2 separate regions of the Homo sapiens genome follow, and region 1 is linked to region 2. Evidence: chromatin loops called from intact Hi-C (ENCODE). Cell type or tissue: ascending aorta. All regions are shown on one strand. Links, peaks and the distances in the headings refer to the core of each region. The heading gives the core; the rest is flanking DNA.

Region 1 (8,016 bases), core at 1,232-6,231, 570 kb before region 2:
TAGAAATTAAGTTGCATACAAGGTCACAAAGTACATCAGTGAACTAACTGGAAACACAACCCAACAAGGCCCACTCCCAAGCCTGAGCACTTTACTGGATCACGCTTCCTTCCTCGGTGAAAGGCTTCCCACGGCAGGAAGAACCGGAGAGCAAGCCTCTAAATTATACATGACTGTTTGTCTCATTTTCACTCCGTGGCTAATTGAAGACACAGGGGAGTGCTGCTTTTTTGGCTTCATCTCTCATCGCATCTCATTTGTCTCACACGTGTCGGGGAGTGCACTCTGCAGGTTAGCTTTATGAAGGGTTGAATGGAATTTGGTGAGCTTTGAGGAGTCCCAGGATTACAAGTTCTTTGTCTTGGTTCACAACAAGCTGTGCAGTCCCCTTTTGTTTGTTTCCTCATTTGCCATTTTAAAATAAAGTAAATACCTAATGCTAGATGACGAGTTAGTGGGTGCAGTGCACCAGCATGGCACATGTATACATATGTAACTAACCTGCACAATGTGCACATGTACCCTAAAACTTAAAGTATAATAATAATAAAAAAAGTCAAGCATAGGAGATCCACAGTTGATAGGAAAGGAATGTGAATCACTAAAGAGAAACCATCATAATATTTAAATGACCAAATAAGGAACATGAAAATGTTTCTTCTCCTATAAATTTTAAGCCTGTGGGGAATCAAACTTAGATTAGTTTTAATAACAAAAGTTCAGAGTTCATTGTACCTTGTTCTGCCTGCTGAAGATTAGCACTGTGGTGGGAGTGTATATCCAGGTTGCCAAAACCACAGTTCTGCTTGGTTCAGTGACTCACAAATTATAATTTTTGAAGCGTTTGGAAGAAGAATTTCCATATCATATCTGACAATATGCTTTTGGCCCATAGCCCTTAATGCATTACCTTTTATGTAGTATAGGCTCAGTGCACTTTTGAGAATTAAGCAACAAAAATAGTAATAAAATGTCACTGATGATAAAGAAAAGTAATGGCATCAACTAATATTAGATAACTGTAGGATGATTTATTGCTTCTGTATGCATTTTTTGTTCATATCTATGAAGATATCGGCATTGGTTAGGTTTACAGATGTCTGTGAGAAAACACATCACCCTCTGTCAGGAAGGGTCATTGACTATTAAATTGAACAATAGACCTAAGTGTGCTCACTTGGGTTTGCAACAGCTAAAGCCCTGTTGTCTCCTGCTTGGTCACTCCTACCTTGTATTAAATATGGATTTCATGCATTACATGGAGTTTTCAAGGATAGAAAGAAGGATTTCAGTGGGACAATCTAACTTTGGACATCTTGTGATGAGCAGAGAGGCATCATTGAGAGGAAGAGTTTTAAAAACAGGTGTACTTCAGAAATATTAAAAGGCGATATATACACAAGGAAGAGAAACAAGAAAAAAAGAAGTTTGGTTAGGAAAGTCCTATAATTTTTTACGTGGAAAGAAATCAAAGGCAAAGCAAATGGAAGGATGCTGTCCTGATAGAAGCTGGGGTGTGGAGGAAGAGTAATGAAATTCAGAATGTTGGTCCTGCACAGGGTCTTGCCAGACACATCCTTATCCTCGGTCCTCAGATGAAGAGCCCTGTCTCCTGGAGCCTGAGGGCCAAGTGCCCAGATGCACTATCATTCTAAGGAATTGTTCTGGTCAGAATCTGGAGTTTTCAACTCCCTTCTGTGGTCCATTTTTATTATGGATGCTGCTTTGAAGGATGGATAAAGTGCTAGGAAAAGTTGTTATCATCTAAAAAACCAGAATTCTTTCTACTCAAAGGTCTTGTTCTCTACCATGTTCCCGGTGGGACATTTTCTCTGTAGTTTTTTCCAATATATAGTAGGTTATGACAGGACACTGCTTATCCTCACAAGGAAGGCACTTCTGTTAAGAATTCAGCAAAAAGAAAAAAGAAAAACTAGGAGAGAATAAGAAATGGAGATTGTTTAAAGAAAAAGCAAAATGCCACTCTAGTTAGTAATACTGCCACTTAATGACAGAATTAGTAAAAGTCATGAATAAAGCCTGCATGATGGATTCACTTTTTCAGGAACTCTCTTTAATAATACAATGTTATATTCTGAGTAACAACTTTACGTATAAATTAAATAAGTTAACATGAAGGCATATATGTCATAATCTTAGAGATGGTTCATCAATAAGCATCTCAGAGACCCCATTGAGACATATCCTATTCTGGGCTCTGGAAATTGATGATGAAAAAGACAGGGAATGTCTATTCAGCTTCAGTATGCAGCTGATTTTTTTTTTGATGTAGCTTACGTACCCCAAAATCTTTCCAAGTAGATTTAAAATGGTCCATTCCTCATCCTTCTGCCTCACTCAGTCTTATGGTATGTGACTGTAGGGGTTCCTGTGTAGTTTTAAGTTGCTTCTCTGCAAAATTCCTTAGCTAATCAGTACTTGAGCCCATGGTTTTCTCACCTACGTTTCACGGGTTCAGTCTATGCCCTTTGATTTGGCAACTCCTTTTCAAAATATTATCTGTGATTTTCATAGCCATCAAACCGTTACCACTCCTGCCTCACCCACTAGGGTCTCTGCTGTTTAGACTTTAATAACAAGCATTGAGTCTTACAAGAGATTGCCATTGGCTATACTGGCATCAGATTCATCAAAAAGGAATGGGATGAAAGTACAACTTGCCAGCAGAGCAACTTAAAATCTTCTTTTAAGGGAGAGATTTTATAGCAGTACGTAGTGCCCAATAGACATCATTTTGCCATGCAGCAGACAGTTCAGGTGTAAGAAGACATGTTGAGATCAGACAGTCAGAAGAACTGCTTTGGCTTAGATGCCTCATGCCTCCAATGGAACCAATACTTCTGACAGATCCGTGGGCATAGCTGCCATTGTATATGACATGGGGCATGCCAGTTAGAAAAGTCACCACATTCAGGGACACTCAAAACTATGAAGACTGTTCCAGATATGTATAGACCAATTTGCCAGCCAGGTGTCGTTTTTCCTGTAGGCACTATTCCTAAGTAACGCAGGTGGCCAGGAGAGTAGAACTGGAACATTCAATGGAGGTTAGGTCTTCAAGAAGAGGGAATCATTCACTGGAGCTCAAGTCTTCAAGAAGAGTGTAGTCTTTGCCTACAATCCTGGATTAATGAACACTTCCATTCTGTTTCACTTCTCCTTAGAGCTATTTTTAAGAACACTGGAATATTAGGGACCATATCACAAAGTATCTTATATTTTTAACTTGATCAGGAGATAAGTTATGCTAATATTATGCACTTTACTTCCAGCTCTCCTTCGTGTATTATTTTTACCAAAATCCTAGACACTAATGACACACTTAATGACAGAATTAGTAAAAGTCGTGTATAAAGGCTGCATGATGGATTAACTTTCTCAGGAACTCTCTTTAATAATACCATGTTATATTCTGAGTAACATCTTGATGTATGAATTAAATAAGTTAACACAAAGGCATATGTGTCATAATCTTATTTGGAGCTGGTTCATCGGTAAGCATTTCAGAGACCCCAGTGAGACATATCCTGTTCTGGGCTCTGGAAATTGATGATGAAAAAGACAGGGAAAGTATCTTCTGTAAGGGGCCTGTACTTGATTGGGGGAGACCATCAATTGGTTTAAAAAGCTAGTAATCTAATTTCAGATACAGTCAAGTATTGAAGCAGACAGGGCATGAGGAGTGGGGCTTCAGGAAAGTCTTCTTTTACCAGAGAGCTCAGCCAAGGCCCCTGGGAGGAGATGCCATCTCAGTGGAGAAACAAAGGGTGAGAAAAGGACATCCATGCAAAGCCAGAGCATTCCAAGAGAAAAAGGAGCAAACACAGATGCCCAGAGATCTTAAAGTGCTGCATATATAATAGAACAGTGATAACAACACGTTCTGTACTTATTGCTAATGTTTATTCTGCTTACTGCATGCTAGGCACTGTGTGCTAAGTAGTTAATCCTCATTATCTCATTTTGTTTTTCTTTTTATTGCTTCAAGAGACAGAGTCTTGCTATGTTGCCCAGGCTGAACTTGAACTCCTAGGCTCAAGTGATCCTCCTGCCTCAGCCTCCCGAGTAGCTGGGACCATAGGCGCACACTGCCTCCTGGCATTCTCATTCATTTTCCAAACTATGTAAAAGACTTTACAGATGAGGAAACTGAGGCCAAAAGAAGTTCAATTACAGGCTTAGAGTCATCTAGGTTTTAGGTTTCGTATCTGAGATTTGAGCCCAGGCTCAAAGCCTAGAGTCTAAAGCATTCCCCTCAAGCTAAACCTGGAGTTTTCTAGAAGAAAATTGTCATTGCCACCTTCAGGCCTGGTGAGCTTCTGAAAACTAAGTGAAGCTACAAAAGAGATGAGGCTGAGAGTGATCGTGGAGAAATAATAAGCACGTATATTTGGTCAAGCAAATATTACTTTGCAGTCTGTTAGCTACAGTTAAATATTTAACACCTTTGAAAGCTCAGGGTTGATGACATTTTCAAATTGTCAATTTCTGTTTACATTCGGGCAGTCTGCAGCATTACTGTGTTCAAAAACAGTTGGACTAGTCTTACTTTGCCTTAATTGAAAGGTTCATTCTTAACACCCAAAGCAGAAGTTGGCGAATGTCGTCTAAACAAACCAATTTCAACAGAGTTTTAAAGTTACTTAGAGATATAGTGCTGTCAGAAAATAATTCTCTGAAAAGTCACAAAATTCTGCAGCATGACTCATTATTTGCAGACCGTTTTTGTAAGAAAATGATTGGCTTTTTAAAAATGTAGTGCTGTAGCCAGCAACAATAAACCCCCTTTGGAAAACACATGATTCGGTTTCATTTACTTTTAAAGCCTTTTTTTTCCGTCTTTTTTTCTTTGTTTCTTTCTTTTTTTGGGGGGTGGGGGGGTGGTGTACATTTTTACTAAGCACTAGCCTGGAGAGAAACACCCAAGTATCCTGTTCACTGAAAACTACATAAAAATAGTACAATCTAGGTAATCTCTCAATGTTGTACTTTACAAATATAGGGAGTAGAATTTCATTATGTTAATAGTGTTATTATAATATAGCAGTAGTAATGATAGCTTACATGTATTCAACCCTTACTATGTGCTGGCGCAGTTCTAAACACTTTAACAACAGCTCTGAAATAGACACTAAGAACATCCTCATCTTACAGATGAAACTGCTGAGACTGAAAGTACTTAAATAACTTCCGCCAAACAGATGGGGACAAATTGCCAAGTGGCAGAGCTGGGATTTGAACCCACACTCTCTTTTTCCACCTCACTAAATTATCTCCAGAAGAGTGTCCATAGCATCTTCTTTTGAAACCCAGTATCATACTGGGATAATGAACTGATATGATCCGGATCCATCAATACGTTTCTCTTAACTATCTTTTCAAGGTATGTTCAGAAAAAAAAAGAAAGAAAGAAGGAAAGAAAGAAAGAATATATTTTCTTTTAAAGCCAGCACAAATGTATGCTTCTGCCCTTGGCTTCACTAGAAGAAGTTTGGAAACCTCCATATACTAGGCAATTACTAAATCAATTATTATGCTTGGGTCTGTATCAACTTTGTAAATGACATAAAACATTTCATCAGGACATACCTTGTCCCTGTTAAACCATCAGATCCATCCCATTCCCTGCTGACTGGTTTGCAGGCTTACAGAAACATCAGATGGCTGTGGCAATGAGTAGGATTTGGACCATCCTTCCACCAAATAATGACAAACTATACGGAACAGTTGTGCTAATGTTATGATTAAGCACCCTTGCCCATCGACCAACCCCTGTCAGATTTCCTTATCCATAGAGATATCTCTAATAATAAAGGATGGAACTTAAATCCACATCTGGTTGAGTTCAAATCCAGCAAATTCCAAAAAGGACATACTTCCCATTCCTCAATCTTCTGACCTCAGTCCTGTTATGTAATTGAGTGTGGCTTCCTGGTTGCTAACCATGCTGTCATAATTGCCTAGCCATAGGTAAAAGGATCTCACACAGCGGTTGAAACAGGCGATCAAGCAAGTTTTAATTTAATTTCCCAAGCCCCGTCTCCTGTTTTCTTACGTTCTCCACTTTTCTGTGTTCTTATCTCTTCTATTCCTTCACTTCCTTGTTTTTCCTAACTCTTGTGCTTACTAGCAACATTAACTAAACCCAGCTAAGCCTTTCCATTTGCCCAGATAACTCTCCTAAACAGAGCAAATCACATCTACCCTTTTGCTCAGGCATTCCAGTGTGCTCTGACACTACTACTTTTTTGTTGCCAATGAGGTTTTTATTGTTTGCTTAACAAAATTATTTCATTAAGTGAATGGCTTTAGAGATTCATTTGGTTTTATTTTATTACTGGCTTGGGGAAAAGATAGCTTTTGTTAGGAGAATATGCCAAAAAGTAGAATCGGTACCTATGTAGACATTATTGTTATGATTTATTTCCCTGTATAGTAATAACATTATTTTATAGGTTTACGTGAATACATTTAATTGCTGTCCTGAGAATTCCAAAGCTAATGTGTACAAGGGTTATTGCTAATGCCTGGTGCATGCTGAATCAGTAAATTCCAGTCATTTGTGTATTTGTACCTACATATATCTATACATTATGTCTACATCTGTATCTGTGTCTATTTGTATATGTATTTCTGAGACCAGCTAAGAGTTCCCTTTCATTAAATTTCTGTTGCCATATTAAAAGCTACTTTCTACTAAAATATATTAAGGGAAAAGCAAGTTATCAAGTCCACCGGACCTTCATTTATAACACCAGAAGAACACTCAGTGTAAGAGAGATCTTGAAAGAGGAGTCAAAGGTGAGCTTTTTCAATGCTGGTAATTAATCCTTGCTTTGCATAGGCTAATTGAGGGCAATTATTGAATACTTGATGTCATTTCATTTCCTAGCTGTCAATGGGATTACAGCCTGCTTTCCCTGCTAAATCTGTTAACCTCTGTGCTTTCTTTTGCTGGTAGAGGGATGTTCAAGATAGAGGGGCACCAAGAGCTTTGTTCTTTTTTGTGAATGTCAATATTTTTCTTCAAAAGAATGTTGTTCTCCTTTGACAGATTTTTTTTCTCTTCCTAATATCTCTGTTAAGGCACAAAAAAAGAAGCAGCAACTTTCTGTTACTGTTGGTACCAAAACGAAGAGAGTGAATTATAAGAGAGATTTCCTGGGTGGTCTGCCTTACTTTATAGACTAACTGGTGCTCAAATACATGCAAATACACTCACTAACTTGTTCAGCAAATAGTTACTGAGTAGCTATTAAGTCATAGCATTGTGCTAAGTACTGGGGAGAGGTGAGAAAGGAGACATTAATTCTGCCTTTAAGCAGCTCAGAGACTACTTTTGAGGTTGAGGTGACATCAATGCACTTGCTTAGATACGGCCTTTGGCAAAACTGGTAATATTTTAGGTACCCACTTTCACCATTCTTGCACCTGTTGTTACACCAAGCTTCTATACCAGGACAAATTATTTATTTCACCATCCTTAATCCATTTAGCTAACTCTCCACCCTATCTCACCTCTCAGCCCTACCCAGATAAATCCCATTCCAAGCAAATGGCTTATTTGGCAGTAGTTGAGCCCATACAGCCAAGTCTTTCCCATGGGAAAATATGTGGGAATGTGTGCCTTAAGTTTCTGGGTTGGCTGGATACATTTGCCTTGATGGCCAATGAGGTTATGGCCATGTTTTGCTTCCATCCAATAACTCAGAGAACTGTAGCCAATCCAAGTAGAACAAATCATTTTTCTTCTAAAAGATCATTGAGATAAACATTTCTGGATTATTTATTTGTTTGTTTAGTTTTGCTTAAATACTTGCCAATCTAGATTTTGCTGTATGTTTATAACTATCCTTTTATATTTTAAAAACATTTTATATTAATCTGCCAAATATAATTTTCTGTCACACACTGCTTTTCTTTCCAGTTTATTATTTATATCACTTTCTATGCCTATTCGTGTGTGTTTCTCGAGAGAAAGGACTGAGACTAATA
Region 2 (8,016 bases), core at 1,994-6,993:
CTCCCAAAGTGCTGGGATTACAGGCGTAATTCATGATATACTTAAAAAGGTAGTTAGCTGTGTTTTTCAAAGTAATCAGATCTACATTTAAATAATAATATCCAACGGGAGAAGACACAGAAAGCCCTCAGAACTGGGCCTAGTACACAGTGAGGCACCTGTGAACATTCACACCCATTTTCCCTCCTCTTCACGCCTGTGCCATCTGCCAAGTCCTCCATCTCATGAAACACCTGAGGCATTCCATGACCTTCGAGGGCACACGCTAAGTTTGGACAAAGGCAATTCGCACACGTTAAGAAGACTTTCTGCCCTAGTGATTGCTGCTGCATCCTTTCACTTGTCTCTGCATTGCAGTGGATTTCTTTCCGTGAGCATTGTGATTGAGGTTCTTCCTTAGCAACAATCGTTTTAAAAAATAGAAATCACACTTAGATGGTAAATTCTCTCTTTTGGGTCACAGATGTGGGAGATAATCACAGCCTCTTCCAGGGATTACTAATTAGTCAATTCCTAGTAATCTCCAGGGATTACTAATTACCAGAGATTCCTAATCTGCTTCTGGGTGTGGCTGACACCAGAAAGTTTGGGGGAACCCACAAGCAGCACCCAATGCAAATGGGGACAGAGAACCCACTGCTTCAGGAGCAGAGATGACCAATCCTGCTTGCCAGCACCATCTCTGCAGAGAGCAGAAACTCCTGGCTCCCTCTGCTTGCCTCCCTCTACCCCAAGTGACATCCTTGAGTTCACGCCACTCCTGCAGAGAGTTACTGCATCTACCAGATTCAATAATTACACCATATTTGGTCCTGAGGTTTTCTGACCAGCCATGGTCCATTTTTCCCAAGTGCTCCATCATGACAGCAATCTATTGAGGGCAAGTGTGCTCTGAGAAAACTGTACTGGTGATGGCCAGCCTCTACTGAGACCTAACCATCTGCCATGAATGAATATATTCATTCATTTAATCCAGATAAAAATCCTGAATTTTACAGTTGAGGAAATGGAGTCCGAGTGGCCAGAAGAAATTTCATGAATTTTAGAAGTCTGTAGTAAACCCATGTAAAATGCCTCGAGGAGAGCCCAGGCAGGAACTGGTTTCTCTGTCACATACATGAGGCTGAATTAGGGACTGAGTCATGGTGGGAGATGGCTGATGTTTTGGAAATGGCCCTAATATCGAGCTGGTCAGCTTTCTATCTTGCCATTGCCCATAGCTGGAGAAGGGAGTGAGGCCATGATCTCTGTCTGGAATGAGGCATTGTGCTCTAGCCATTGACCTAGCTGGGTAAACCCTGAATCAGTTAGTTAAAGGCTATTACCAAGGGTTCAGTGTGAAGGAGTGTTATTTTAGGAGTTTTCCTTTTTTTTTTTTAAGAGACGGGGTCTTGCTCTGTCATCCAGGCTAGAGTGAAGTGGCGCAAACACAGCTCCGTGCAGCCTCAACCTCCTGGGCTCAAGCAGTCCTCCGGCCTCAGCCCCACAAGTAGCTAAGACTACTGGTATGTGCCACCACACCCAACTAATTTTTATATTTTTATAGAGACAAGAGTTTTGCCATGTTGTCCAGGGTGGTCTTGAACTCCTGAGCTCAGCAACTTGCCTGCCTCCGCCTCCCAAAGTGCTGGGATTACAGGCGTGAGCCATCGCACCCGGCCTATTTTAGGAGTTTTCTTTCCTAATCACTCCCTTCCTAACACCCGCTGTCATTCATAAGTTACGCGATGTAACTTATCTCTTTGACTGCTCACTCGGGGCCTGTGATAGTCAGGGATACAGCCTCAGGAAATTTACTGCTAAAGAGAAAATAAGTTGAATGTGAATATTTTGCAACTTAGGGTCACTGTTATGTTAGAACTCTGAGAACAGGAATGCATGAAAAGATCAAGGGTGGAAGGGGGATGATCTTTGTAGGTCAAAGTAGTAAAATAAAAGTGAGCTGAAATGGAGTGAGATGTAGTCCTTTGGCTCTAAATTTTCTAAGAGGAATGATCTATGGAAACTAAAATCTGCACAATTTTTAAGTCTGCAACCTGCATACTTTCCTTTTTTTTTTTTTTTTTTTTTTTTTTTTTGAGACAGAGTTTTGCTCTTGTTGCCCAGGCTGGAGTGCAATGGCACGATCTGGGCTTGCCTCAACCTCCAACTTCCGGGTTCAAGCAATTCTCCTGCTTCAGCCTCCCCAGTAGCTGGGATTACAGGCATGCACCACCACACCCAGCTAATTTTGTATTTTTAGTAGAGACACTGTTTCTCTGTGTTGGTCAGTCTGGTCTCAAACTCCCGATCTCAGGTGATCCACCCGCCTCACCCTCCCAAAGTGCTGGGATTACAGGCTTGAGCCAGCGCACCAGCCTAATTTCTAAGTTTGCTTAAAGATATAAATCATGAGAAAATTCTCATTTCTCCATAAGGTGGTATCCACTCAGTTGCTTATAGGTATCAAAAAGGTAAAGAATGGTTAAACGGCAACTGGGAGAAACTTAAAACTCCTGGTAATAGCAGGACTGGGATTTGGGGGAAATCATTTTAATTGTGGAGTAGTCATGCATTACTGGAAAATAATCCATCACTAACTGTGGATGTTGCTTGTTACCTATGTAACTCCTCTGAAGAACATTCCCAAAAATTTAGAAAAAAAAAATCTACCAATTATCAAGAATTAGAAATTAAAAAATAAAAAACCCAAAGGAAAGCCATGGAGCTACATTAAAATCATTCCATTCCCACAGCTCTGTTTGTGCAAATTAAAAGACCAAAATTCTGGAGGCATCACACAATTATTTGGCCTTGGGGAGATCCTTCTTCTTTAAAGGCTATAAAATTACATTCATCCTGAACACCTCCAAAGGCATGTATATATTGTGATAGATACATGTGTATACATGATGTGTAACTATAGAGGTCACTATGTATATAAAGCCAAAGAAGGGTTCTACGTAAATAAGACTTTAAATAGTGTCATGGTACTTAAATGGAACCACTGTATAAGATTCTTAAGTTTCAATTACAAATATTAACAGTATTAACAGTTTCATAAATGGAGACAAAGAACACTCGTTTCTTTTCGTTTACAATGAAAAATGAGAAAAGGATTATCCAGTGTGCAAATATTTGCTGCACGGGAATATTTAATACATTTCTGTATAAAAGGTTTTAATATGCGCCCCTTGCTAACATTACCAAATCATATTAAAAGTATTTAGTACTTCAAATAGTCTTTAGTATCTCTGGCCTCATTACTGAGAAACATCTGGAAGGCAATAGGAAAGAAAGGTAACACTGGCATTATCTTCTATTGTTACCTCTTGCTTCTTAGGTATTAATTTGTAAAATGAGGGGAAAATCCTTTCCAAATGCACAGGTTATCATTATTGAACGACAAGATAAAATAATAGCTAATAGCTAATATTTGTTGAGTATTGACTTCCTTCTAGGCACTTCTATACTAACAGGTTCTGTAATTAACTTCATTGGGCAGATGAAAAAATCCTATTTGAAATCTCCTTCTCAACTCAGGCTAGTAGTAGTTTCCTTTTGCCTCTTAGCTTGTTCCCTAATGATGCAGTAAATATCATGTTAAAGATTGTTACTATAGGCTGGGTGCAGTAGGTCACGCTTATAATCCCAGCACTTTGGGATACCAAAGCAGGCGGATCACTTGAGGCCAGGAGTTTGAGACCAGCCTGGCCAACATGGTGAAACCCTGTCTCTACTAAAAATACAAAAAATTAGCCAGATGTGGTGGCGTGCACCTGTAATCCCAGCTCCTTGGGAGGCTGAGGCAGGAGAATTGCTTAACCGGGGAGGTGGAGGTTGCCGTGAGACGAGATCACACCACTGCACTCCAGCCTGGGCAACAAAAGCAAAACTCCGTCTCAAAAAAAAAAAAAAAAAGATTGTTACTATGCTAAAGAATATATCATCAAGATGAACCTTAAATTTTTATTGGATTTGGTCTAATATTTTCAAACAAAATGGCAGCTCATTTTTTAAAATTCAAAGGAAAATATCTTTCATAACTTGAATAAATCTCAAACCAATTTGGAAAATGGATAAGGATTACAGTGACATATGATTTCCCCGAGTAAGGTTTCAGTTCACAGACCAGCAATTAATGAATGATATTAATAATGCATTAGGACTGACAATAGAAATCATTTTATACCTCACATTGTAAAACTGAGTCAAAGGTAAATAAGTTATGTAATGTAGGAAATATCTGGGAATTAGTAATAAGACACTGATAATTCGGGGAGAGTTAAAGGTGTACCATAAAACAGTGTTTCTCAAAGTAGGGTTCCCATATCACTGCATTGGAATCACTCAAATACTGTAAAATGCAGATCATGTGTGCCACCACAGGGATTCTGCATCAACATCTGCCTTTTAAAATAAACCTCCCAGATGCTTCTTCTCACTATAATAAAGCACTTTGAAGAACTACTATTTATTTCGTTCCAGTAGCTGAAAGTATACTTTTTGGTTATTTAATAGAAAGCACTACTGTGAGTTGAATTGCGTCCCCCAAAAAGATATGTCGAAGTCCTAACTTCCACTACCTGCGAATGAGACCTTAATTGAGAATAGGGTCTTTGCAGATGTAACCAATAGGTCGCATAGGAATAGGATGAGCCTTGAATCCAATGACTGGCTTCCTAATAAGAAGGGAATTTGGACACGGAGACCCAGAGGAGGCACATACAGAGGAAGAACACCGTGTAAAGACAGAGGCAGAGATGGCAGTGATGCAGCCGTCGGTCAAAGGATGCCCAGGAGCCACCAGATGTTAGGAGAGAGCAGTGCACAGATCCTCCCTCTGAACCTCCAGAAAGAACCAACCTGGTCAATACCTTCAGACTCCGGGCATCCAGAAGTGTGAGAGAATACATTTCTGTTGTTTTAAGTCACCCCGTTGTGGGACTTTCCTGGCAGCCCCGGGAAACTACACGTGCGCAAAGCTAAGAACTGGAATCCCACGGGGAAATTCTTTCTCCATCCGTCACTCCCTGGTGCACTTTCTTCTCTGGCCCTCAGTGTTGGGAACTTTATCAGGAGGTTGCCTCCTGCACCTCGGGGTCCCTTGTGCTTCTCCCTCCTGTCTCTCTCGTAAGCCCATCCTCAGTCCTAGACTGTCTCGCCAGCTCCCCGTTCAATACTTCAAAGAGCAGCTGTCCAGGGTTGCAGCTGATTTTGCCTGACACTCTCCCAAAAGAGATTTGAGGGATTTCCTGATTCACTGGATGGCCAATGTCACCCTGAAGTATGAGGTTTTTCACAAATTAAACTGGAAAACATATCTGAAAATCTCATGCCCTGCCAGAACTGATTAAAAGTGAGAAAGGCAGAGAATAAAGTAACACAGAAGTGATCCTTGTCATTTTTGCCAGATTACATTTCCCCCATGTAGCAACGAGGTGTCTATCACTCCGGGATCATCCACTTCGAGGGCAGGCTGAGTGAAGGTCATTTTGGTTTTTATTGATTCTATGGCTCTGGCATTACTCATAAGGATTTACGGTATTTAACCCACCAGGAGAAGCCCTGAACTATAAATGACTCTCCTTTTGCCAGGAGAGCCTGCTGCATCATAAGTGACACCGGCTACATGGATTCCTTCACAGCCATCTCTAATGAAGCCCGCAGCCTTTGCCTCCGCACAAAAGCACACGGCCTCTCATTTCATGGGGCTGATCCCTCCTTTGGCTCTGAATCAGCACGAGGTTGTTTAGCTTACTAAGTAGGGTAATCCAGATACAGGGACAGAAAAAGAACTGAGTGCATAAGACTCATGCTGTTCCTTTCACGTCAGCATCCTCCAGGACCAAAACTGGGAATAAGAAAATGAAAGTCGAAGAGCATGAAATAGGGAAAATAGAAAATTAAGGCTAGGATTATTAAGGCTTATGAAGTGGTCTCGCATGTGTTACAAGGGGCTCAGGACACAACAGAGGCACAGGAAATATATTTGTTGAAGAATAAGGGAATGAATCAACTTTGAGAGCTTGTTTAAAACTTGTTATTGTTGTTAACTTTTTTTTTGAGGCAGGATCTTGCTCTGTGGCCCAGCCTGGAGTTCAGTGGTGCAATCACAGCTCACTGCAGCCTCAACTTCCCCAGGCTCAGGTGATCCTCCCACCTCAGCCTCCTGAGTACCTGGGACTACAGACGTGTGTCATCAGGCCCAGCTAATTTTTGTATTTTTTGTAGAGACCAGGTCTCACTATGTTGCCCAGGCTGGTGTCGAACTCCTGGGCTCAAGTGAGCCTCCCGCCTCAGCCTCCCAAAGTTTTGGGATTACAGGTGTGAGTCACTGTGCCTGGCCCATCATTATTATTTTAACTAAAAACTTTTCCTCCTCAGAAAAGAATTAAGGATGTTTTAAACACAGGGCTAATGTTTATTGACGGTGTTCTCACAACCAATAATTTGTGAACCCAGGACTAAAATGGGCTCAGAGGCAAAAAGAAAAAAATCAACAATATTGATCTTATCTTTATGGAAAATTTTGATATTTTATTTATCACATAAGCAAATGCCTCCCATGCCTCCTAGGCCCTGCCCTGTGTGAACCTTTAGAAATGTAAAGAATGTTTTGTTAAGGGGAGAATGTGAACATTCAGGTTTGAATTAACAATGAATTAGGAAGGAAAAGCCCCTTGGAACCAAGGAAGGAGTCTTCCACATGAGCTTGAAATGAAACAACAATCTCCACGAAGCAGTCTTAGTCTCACAGGAGGGATGATTTTCAATTCACAGACTTTTCTTTCCCCAGAATCTGGAAATTTGAGTTTGCCGCACTCATAAATGCTTTTTTGCACATATGTGCATGCAAAAGCATCCTGAAGCTTCATGACTGATAATTTTACTCTTCGTGACTGGTCATTGCCCCGAAATGAGTCAAGGACATGTCTGCAGAGAATATCAGAGCAACAGACCGAATCCCTTCCCAGGAGTATCTCCAGCCCCCGCTAACACCGAGCATTTATTGTTTGCACACTATTTTTAGTATTTGGACACTGACACTATCTGCAACTATTTAACCCTTTCTTTGTCGATATGCTTTGTCACTAATAGGCAACTCTGTCTCTATAAGGATAAAAATTACACTTGAAAAGATTCTACTAGTGGAAGCCCATGGTACTTATTCAATATATTCTGGATTAATCCATGAATTAACTGTAAATTCCTCTGCTTTGGCTTTTCTCTTTGTTGAATTAAAGTTGTTCCTGTTTTATCCTAAGCTCTCAGAACATTCCAAGAAATTTCCTTTTTTGGAAAAATATGGGCTCCTAGCAGTCAAGTGGGACTGGGATATGAAAATAAAATATTCTTAAATTACCACTACTATTATTACATTTATAAAACAAGTCTATTAACTGGTCTATATTTATAGAATCTCAAACGTTTGAAGCAGATAATAAAATTCACCCTGTTTCTCAATTTAAAATCTGCTAGCAAAAAGCACTTAGTCGAATTATTTCAAATTTGTCAGACTATAATGTCTCAGAAGACACCTGCAGGTCAATATTTTTCTGTCTTTCTTAACCTGACACCAAGTTTTATATATATATCTTGCCCTGTAATAGTATCTAATACAGGGCTGTGCTCCCTACTTTAAGAAAACTGAGATCCAAAAATCTGATTTTGGGGGGGAAAAGAAAAAGTCATACTTACTTTGCAAAAGAATTTAAATAGCAAGCTCCCTCTGAGTACTTAAAATATGATTCAATTTACCAAATCGTTACTAGTGCATGGCAGAGAATGTCCTGTTCATCTACTTTTATTTAGGGCTCCTCAGATCTAAGAACATGAACATGAAAGAACATGCCCATTGCAGAGTTACGATCCTTCTCTAAAAGGGGCATAGTGCCATCTACATGCTTAATGAAAAACACGTGGGTCTAAGTTTGCTAGAGGCTCAGGCAGACCCAGCTCTGGGAATCAAGAGGTACAGTGTAGGAAAGCTGTTCAGCTCTCTTGAGAACATCCACCTGTCAGGGCTGGCTCCTG

Evidence for each region. Peaks named below come from ENCODE experiments on the same cell type or tissue, not always from the same donor. Only the 100,000 strongest peaks of a DNase experiment are listed, where the experiment ranks them.
Region 1: a loop joins it to region 2, with 2.1 times the contacts of the local background. A loop is called at or near these places in 2 of 110 quality-filtered maps.

The regions. Positions count from the first base shown.
Region 1 is chr13:93,771,181-93,779,196 of GRCh38, forward strand. All of the region lies in intron 2 of GPC6 (glypican 6), which reads left to right. Among named protein-coding and RNA genes, the nearest start is that of GPC6-AS2, 83 kb to the right of the region's middle. In ascending aorta, for the core only: no CTCF peak of the experiment used is centred there; no DNase peak of the experiment used is centred there; H3K27ac peaks cover 847 bases.
Region 2 is chr13:94,337,703-94,345,718 of GRCh38, forward strand. The region is part of intron 6 of GPC6 (glypican 6); the gene reads left to right. Among named protein-coding and RNA genes, the nearest start is that of DCT, 140 kb to the right of the region's middle. RefSeq lists an enhancer at 6,314-6,912. In ascending aorta, for the core only: no CTCF peak of the experiment used is centred there; DNase peaks (open chromatin) are centred at 4,959 and 5,709; H3K4me3 peaks cover 1,238 bases; H3K27ac peaks cover 430 bases.